Linked DNA regions of Homo sapiens: region 2 is linked to region 1. A link is a contact called in ENCODE Hi-C or POLR2A ChIA-PET data. All regions are on one chromosome and are shown on one strand. The core of a region is the stretch at or near the end of the contact, and the rest is flanking DNA. Distances in the headings are between cores, read along the strand shown.

Evidence for each region. Hi-C counts contacts between places; a loop is a spot of excess contacts on that map. ChIA-PET counts read pairs that join two places held with the same protein, here RNA polymerase II (POLR2A). Pooled maps may share reads with other maps.
Region 2: a loop to region 1 is called in a pooled map, with 3 times the contacts of the local background. The contact joins two enhancer-like sites. A Hi-C loop is called at or near these places in 2 of 50 pooled maps. POLR2A ChIA-PET finds 5 or more read pairs at or near these places in 3 of 52 experiments (OCI-LY7, activated T-cell and endothelial cell of umbilical vein).

What each region holds. Positions count from the first base shown.
Region 1 is chr17:75,076,411-75,079,968 of GRCh38, forward strand. It overlaps the pseudogene TRIM80P. Among named protein-coding and RNA genes, the nearest start is that of SLC16A5, 9.8 kb to the right of the region's middle. RefSeq lists enhancers at 1,936-2,165, 2,023-3,222. Within about 2 kb of position 1,426, at least 36 of the 41 ENCODE cell types and tissues checked have a DNase peak (open chromatin) inside an H3K27ac peak, as active enhancers do.
Region 2 is chr17:74,942,990-74,946,598 of GRCh38, forward strand. OTOP3 (otopetrin 3) reads left to right here. Exons shown (of 7, transcript NM_001272005.2): 4 at 297-355; 5 at 617-735. Among named protein-coding and RNA genes, the nearest start is that of OTOP3, 8.9 kb to the left of the region's middle. RefSeq lists an enhancer at 439-1,638. Within about 2 kb of position 1,267, at least 3 of the 41 ENCODE cell types and tissues checked have a DNase peak (open chromatin) inside an H3K27ac peak, as active enhancers do.

The sequences.
Region 1 (3,558 bases), core at 176-2,675:
ACAGGTGGTACCTCTGGCCCCTCCCTGCATCCAGGGGTTCCTCCGACTGAAGCAGTTCTCAGCCTGCATGGAACCCCTGATGGGCATCAACTGTGAGGAAACGCAGAGCTTCCCCCAGCTGCCAGAGACCCTGGCTGAGCTCTGGATGCGGCTGCTGGACATGGGCCTCAGCTTCTTTAACCAGCTCTCAAAGTTCTGGGATTACAGGATTACAGGCGTGAGCCACCGCGCCTGGCCTTTTTTTTTTTTTTTTTTTTTTGAGACAGACTCTCGCTCTGTCTCCCAGGCTGGAGTGGAATGGCGCCATCTCGGCTCACTGCAACCTCCCCCTCCTGGGTACAAGTGATTCTCCTGCCTCAGCCTCCCGAGTAGCTGGGACTACAGGTGCCTGCCACCATGTCTTGCCAATTTTTTTGTATTTTTATTAGAGATGGAGTTTCACCATGTTGGTCAGGCTGGTCTTGAATTCATGACCTCAAGTGATCCGTCCGCCTTGGCCTCCCAAAGTGCTGGGATTACAGGCGTGAGCCACCTCGCTGGGCCCCCACTCAGTCTTGTGTGCCTGAACAAATACAAAGGGAGACGATGTTAGGGTCTGATGGCGGGGGAGGAGGGCGACCTGGGGCAGCACCCACTCACCCTCCAGGCTGTGTCTGAGCAGCGGGCTGAGTTTGGGGACAGGAGCGTGGGTGGAAGCATCCCCTGACTTGTATGCAAATGCCTTGCAAGCCAGCGTCCTGCCCTGGAGGCTGCTGACCCTGCTTCCCCACCTCCACCCGCCAGGTTACTGCAACCTGAACTTTGACCCCGCCACCGCCGGCGACGAGCTGTTCCAGCTCTAGGAGACCCGCTGGGTGCTGAACCTGGGGATCCTCCTGGAGCCCCTGACAGGGGGCGGCCCCTTCCCGGGCTTCAAGCAGTGACCGCAGATGCTGTGCTCGCGCGGCCTGTCCGAGGGCCGCCACTAGGACGGGAGGTGGAGGTGTCCAACTCGTGGGTGTGCCTGGGCGTCACCTACCCCCGCAGCTCCCCGCTCGGCGGCCGCCCGAGCCGCAGCGTGGTCTACCTGCTGGGCCGCAACCCCTTCTCGTGGTGCCTGGAGTGGGACGACAACGCGCAGACCGTGCTGCACGGCGCCTACCACCGCACGCTGGGCGTGGCGCTCGACTGCGACGCCGGCGGCTTGTCCTTCTACGGCCTGGCGGGTGGCGCCAGCCTCTTCTACCGCTTCCTGGCAGCCTTCCTCGAGCCGCTCTACCCCGCGGTCATGGTCAGCAGCGGCGCCTCGGCCACGCTCAAGCGGCGCCCGGAGCCCGCGCCGCCCGTGACAGCACCCCATAAATAAACCTGGACTTATCTAAGCGCTGGCTGGCGCGCCAGGACGGTTCCCGGCCCTGCGCCATCCCACCTCCCAAAACGCAGGCGACCCTTTCTCGCCACAGCCACAGGAGGGCTCTAATCCGGCTAGAGTTCCCCCAGGCACTGGGGACAGTCCCGTGGCCTTGTGGGTGGGGGATTCCTGACTGCGGTGCACAGCCCACTCCCAAACCCCATCCCAGCAGCGTCCTCTGGCCTTGGTTCTCCAGGCTGGTCTTGGCCGCTTGGCACTGGGGCCTGTGCCAAAGGCCTTGTCGTCTGAGAGGGGGCAAGGTTTGGGCCAGGTGGTCAGACTGAGAGGTGGCGCCAGCTGGATTGGGGTACGGGTGGGCTGTCTGAGTGGCTTCATTGTCGCCTGAGAGGTTAAACTGGAGGAGCCCAGGCCTACCTCAGATCCAAAAATGTTGGGCTGGGGACCCAAGCCCAGGCAGGGGTGGGGCTGCTGCCCAGAGCAGAGCTGCTCACTCAGCTGGTGTTTTACAGCCCAGAGGGGGTGTGACACTATCGCGGGTGAGTAAACCTTAAACCCCCTCCACCCTGCTGAGTGCTGCTGAAAGCTGCTCCCCCATCCCCAGCCATCACCAACCCACTCAGCTCCCAGAAGGTAGCACTGCTCACAGCAGAGGGGCTACGTCCATATCCAGGCCTCTGCCATGCGACCAGAGGCTGAATCCAGGCCGAGACCCTGCCAGGGGACCCTGGCCAGGCCATGACTGAGAACTCAGCTCCTCTGTCTGGGGAAGCGGAAGATTTGGGTGCACCATGGAGCCACCTCCACATTTCCAGCCTCAACCAGCCACTTGTTCCTGTGGCTTCTCAAGCAAGGGTTCTCAGCGAGGTTAATGATTGGCTCTGAAGAGGAACTGATACAAATCACTGAAGAAAAAAATCCCAAGGGCAACGAATTCCAGAACCAGCCCACGCGGTGCCCCAGGGGTGTTCCTGAATTCCGTCTCCACCTGGCCTGTTCCGGGAAAAATTAGTGACCCGGTTTTTCCTTCAAGGTGGTCATTTTGGAGCCAGGAGGGCACAGGGGGAGCAGAGTGTTCTCTGAAGGTTGGTGGGGGCGGGGGGGCTCCTCTGAGGAAGCCCTGGCTACAGCCTCGTGGTAGCCTTTCTCCCTGGAGCCTTCGCTCAGCTCTGAGCCCAGTGACTCATTCCCCACAGGCTGCTGCCCCTGTGAAGTAAGGAATGAGCTCGAATTCTTTGCCCCTTATTAAAAGACCTTTTACCCAAAATCCACATCTTGCCTCCCCACCCCACAGTCTTCCTCCTGGCACCAGTGGCCACAGGCTTCTGCAGAGGAGCGCTCAGGTCAGGAAATGCTGAAAAGGTGAGTGCATGACCCAAGTGGGTAGCAGCAGCCGCATACATCTCAGAGTCTTCCCACATCACGGGGCTGGCAAGGACAGGGGCTTCCTCGCCAAGTCCTCCCCGCTCTGAAAGACACTTGGTGGCAGGATGGTGCGTGACACCCTCAGGCACACATCCAAATGTCCCGGGGATGATACTTGCTCTCAAACAGCTGTTCCTTATTTGGGGGAGTCCTGGGCCCCCATAGGTCCGCAATGGTGGTCCTGAGGGTCCTGAAACTCTTTTCAGTATTTCCACGAGCCAGATGGCAAGCAGGCCTGTGCTTTCAAGGAGGCAGGTTAGCAAACCGAATGTCAGGGTGTCTGGTCTCTGCCTGGCCTGTTCCTGGAGAAATTAGTGACCCAGGTTTCAGCCTGTGCTTCATGGGGGAAAACATCACAGGGCGGGCAGGCGTGGTGGCGCATGCCTCTAATCTCAGCATTTTGGGAAGCTGAAGCAAGAGGATCACTTGAGCCTAGGAGTTCCAGACCAGCCTGGGCAATTAGCTGGGTGTGGTCACACATCTGTGACCAGGCCAGGCTGGTCTTGAACTCCTGACCTCGTGATCCACCCGCCTCGGCCTCCCAAAGTGCTGGGATTACAGGTGTAAGCCACCGCACCCGGCCGGAAATGTTTTTCAAATAATCCTTGGAGGCAGATTTGTTTACAGCCTGTTTGGATTTAGCCTGAGTGCTAAAGCAGGACCGGAAGAGTGAGTGGGTGGCATTCAGGGACAGTCCCTGCCCTGGGCCCCACAGTGGGGGAAAAGGGAGGGGCAGGGTCCACTGATGTGGGTTATTCATGAGCACTGGCTGAACTTGCTGCCCC
Region 2 (3,609 bases), core at 17-2,516, 130 kb before region 1:
CTTGTCACCAGGCATTGTGTTGGGTGCTTCGTTCCCGCAGTCTTATTTCCCCCAACAAGAAAGCACTTCCCCAAAGGGTGGGCTTTTTGGTCCCTTTTCCCAGCTGAGGCAACTAAGGCTCAGAGATGGTTTGCCACTGATTCAATACCACACAGCAAGAAGCAGTAGAGCCAAGATTCCGACCCAGTCTTTCTCCCTGTGTCTTTCACTGTAAATACACGCATGCGCCCCAGGAACTCACACTGTGGTCCCACCACCTCCACCAGCCCCTGGGCTCAAGGCCCTGTCTCTTTCAGACCTGGGTGCTCTGGAAACACTGCAAAGACTGTGTTCGGGTCCAGACCAACTTCACTAGGTAAGACTTCTCTCCCTCCCAAACCCTCTGGCCTCTCTGTCCTCCCCACCACTTCCCTGGTCAGGGTGGCCGCGGGGCTATAGGTTAGTCTGGGATGTGTCCTAGGTGGCCCCAGGGCTGCCTCTTGTGTCCTAGTGCCAGTGTGACACTAGGGAGTGAGTGGTTGGGAGTGAGTGGTTGCCCCAACAACAGTGGATGGTGAGGGTTTGGCACCTGGGGAGCCGGCCAGGGTGTGTGAGAAGAGTGTGGCATTTCCCCCAGGTGTGGCCTGATGCTGACCCTGGCCACAAACCTGCTGCTGTGGGTTCTGGCCGTTACCAATGACTCCATGCACCGAGAGATCGAAGCTGAGCTTGGCATCCTCATGGAAAAATCCACAGGTATGGAAAGGAGACCAGGTCTTCCTTGCCCTGAAACACACACACACACACACACACACACACACACACATAAACGCTACACTCTCTAAAACAGGTGAGGCTCAGTAGGTCTATAGAGTTGGGAGCAAACTCTAGAGGCCAGATTAGGAATCAACAGAAAACTGAAGTTTGCCAGTGGTCCCCATCCCACCCCATCAGGTGCTGACGCCCTGCACCCAACTCCAGGTGTCCAGCTAGCCATCAGCAAGCCAGCCACTGATCCTGGCTGAGAGAGCCACTAAGTCCTTCAGGTATGCACCCCGCCCGTGGCATTTGCATTTTACTTGCAAGCAACTCAACAGCCTCCCGGCTGAAAGGAATATCTTCCTAACACAATTTTAGGTGCCTGGCCTCATCAATCAGGTGGGACGGAAGATATCTGGACAGAAAAAAACTCCCAAGATTGTCCCATATGCCTCACCTCCTATCCTAGAGGCTGCATCCCATACCCTACATGGGAACACTGCTCTGTGGGATTGAGCCACACCTGTATGTACATGCCCCACCCCGCCCCGGGTGGCATCACCATCACGCCCTGCAGCCCAGCCCTCCCAGCACATCCACACATTCACATACCCGCTGCATCAGTCACGACACGCCTGTGTACTGTGAGCATTCTATATACTCTGCTTGCATTTCTCAGAAAAGCTGTGCAAAGAGAGAATTTTTGCCAAGTGACATCATGGATTTTGAAATTATAAAATAATTCAGGGCTGGGCACAGTGGCTCACGCCTATAATCCCAGCGCTTTGGGAGGCCGAGGCAGGCAGATCACCTGAGGTCAGGAGTTTGAAACCAGCCTAGCGAACATGGCGAAACCCCGTCTCTACTAAAAATACAAAAATTACCCAGGCATGGTTGTGGGTGCCTGTAATCCCAGCTACTCAGGAGGCTGAGGCATGAGAATCGCTTGAACCCGGGAGGCGGAGGTTGCGGTAAGCCGAGATCGCACCATTGCACTCCAGCCTGTGTGACAAGAGTGAAACTGTCATAAAACAAAATAAAATAAGATTCAAGCATTACAAATGAGTAGAAGAACAAGACATACCCATCATCTAGGCATAATAATTATTAATATTTGGCCATATTTATTTATTTTTAATTTTTGCTGAAGTACTTAAATTACAGAAATCATGACATTATATCTCAAAATATTTCAGCATGCATCTTTTTTTCTTCTTTCTTTCTTTTTTTTTCTTTTTGAGACAGGGTGTCGCTCTGTCACCCAGGCTGGAGTGCAGTGGTGAAATCATAGCTCACTACAGTTTCAAACTTCTGGGCTCAAGCGATCCTCCCACCTCAGCCTCCTGAGTAGCTGGGACTACAGGCACATGCCAGCACACCCAGCTAATTTTTAAAATTTTTGTAAAGATGGAGTCTCACAAAAAAATTTCTGAGCCCAGACTCATCTCAAACTACTGGGTTCAAGTGATCCTCCCTCCTCAGCTTCCCAAAGTGCTGGGATTATAGGCATGAGCCACCATGCCGGACCCAGTGTACATCTCTTTAGAAAGAGATGTATTCCCCCACATGACCACAATGCTATTACAATTGTTAACAAAATCCTTTAGCTTCATTCTGTCCTCTAAATCAATCTATATCCCACTTTCTCCAGTTAGCCCCAGAAATGTCTTTTACAGACGGTTTGTTCAAACATGCAATGCATTTGGTTAAGTCTAAATTGGTGTTTTCCCACTGACCTTGAGACTTGTCAGGTTGCTTCCTCCTGGCAGTGTTTAACTCACATCCCTCTCCCCTACTTTTCCTTGGAACGGGAAGTATAGACAAAATCTTGATTAGATTCAGGTTAGATATTTTCGGCCCCAGCTTCTTCCAGGTGATGCTGTGTGCTCTGAGGGACAGGGATGGCAAGGTACTAATGACTGATGACCTGACCCTGAGTGCTGCTAAGGCCGATGGCTGGGTTCCGCTGTCACAGCCACGGGTTTTCCCTTGAGCCCAGGAAGTAATCTGTGGAGGTGACATTTGACACCAGAGACATCATGTGAGGGTTCTTGGGGTTTCGGTTTTTGGTTTATTTGAGACACACTCTCACTCTGTCACCCAAAGTGGAATACAGTCATGGGAACACGGCTCACTGCAGCCTCAACCTTCCAGGCTCAAGTGATCCTCCCACCTCAGCCTCCCAAATAGCTGGGACTACAGATGTGTGCCATCCGGCTAATGTTTTTTGTTAGTTTTTGTTTTTTGTTTTTTGTGGTTTTTTTTTTTGAGATGGAGTTTTGCTCTGTCGCCCAGGCTGGAGTGCAATGGCACAATCTTGGCTCACTGCAACCTCTGCCTCCCGGTCTCAAGCCATTCTTCTGCCTCAGCCTCCCGAGTAGCTGGGATTACAGGCACGTGCCACCATGCCCAGCTAATTTTTGTATTTTTAGTAGAGACGGGGTTTCACCATGTTGCCCAAGCTGGTCTTGAACTCCTGACCTCAGGTGATCCACCTGCCTCAGCCTCCCAAAGTGTTGGGATTACAGGCATGAACCACCGCACCTGGCCATGTTTTTTATTTTTAGTAGAGACGAGGTCTCACCATGTTACCCAAGTCGATCTTGAACTCCTGAGCTCAAGCAGTCTTCCTGCCTTGGCCTCTCAAAGTGCTGGGATTACAGGCATGAGCCACTGCGCCTGGCTGGCATCATGTTTTTAATGCTTTACGTAAGTTTGGCATCTGAAGTCTTCAATTCCTTTGAAAAAGAATGACCATTCTGTGGGATTTGTGATCTCTTTGCCTGGGCCTCAGTTTCCACATTGGTAAAATGAGCGGCTGGGTCGCTTTCAGCTCTAGTGTATTCCAGGGAATGGGAGGTATCTGTGTAG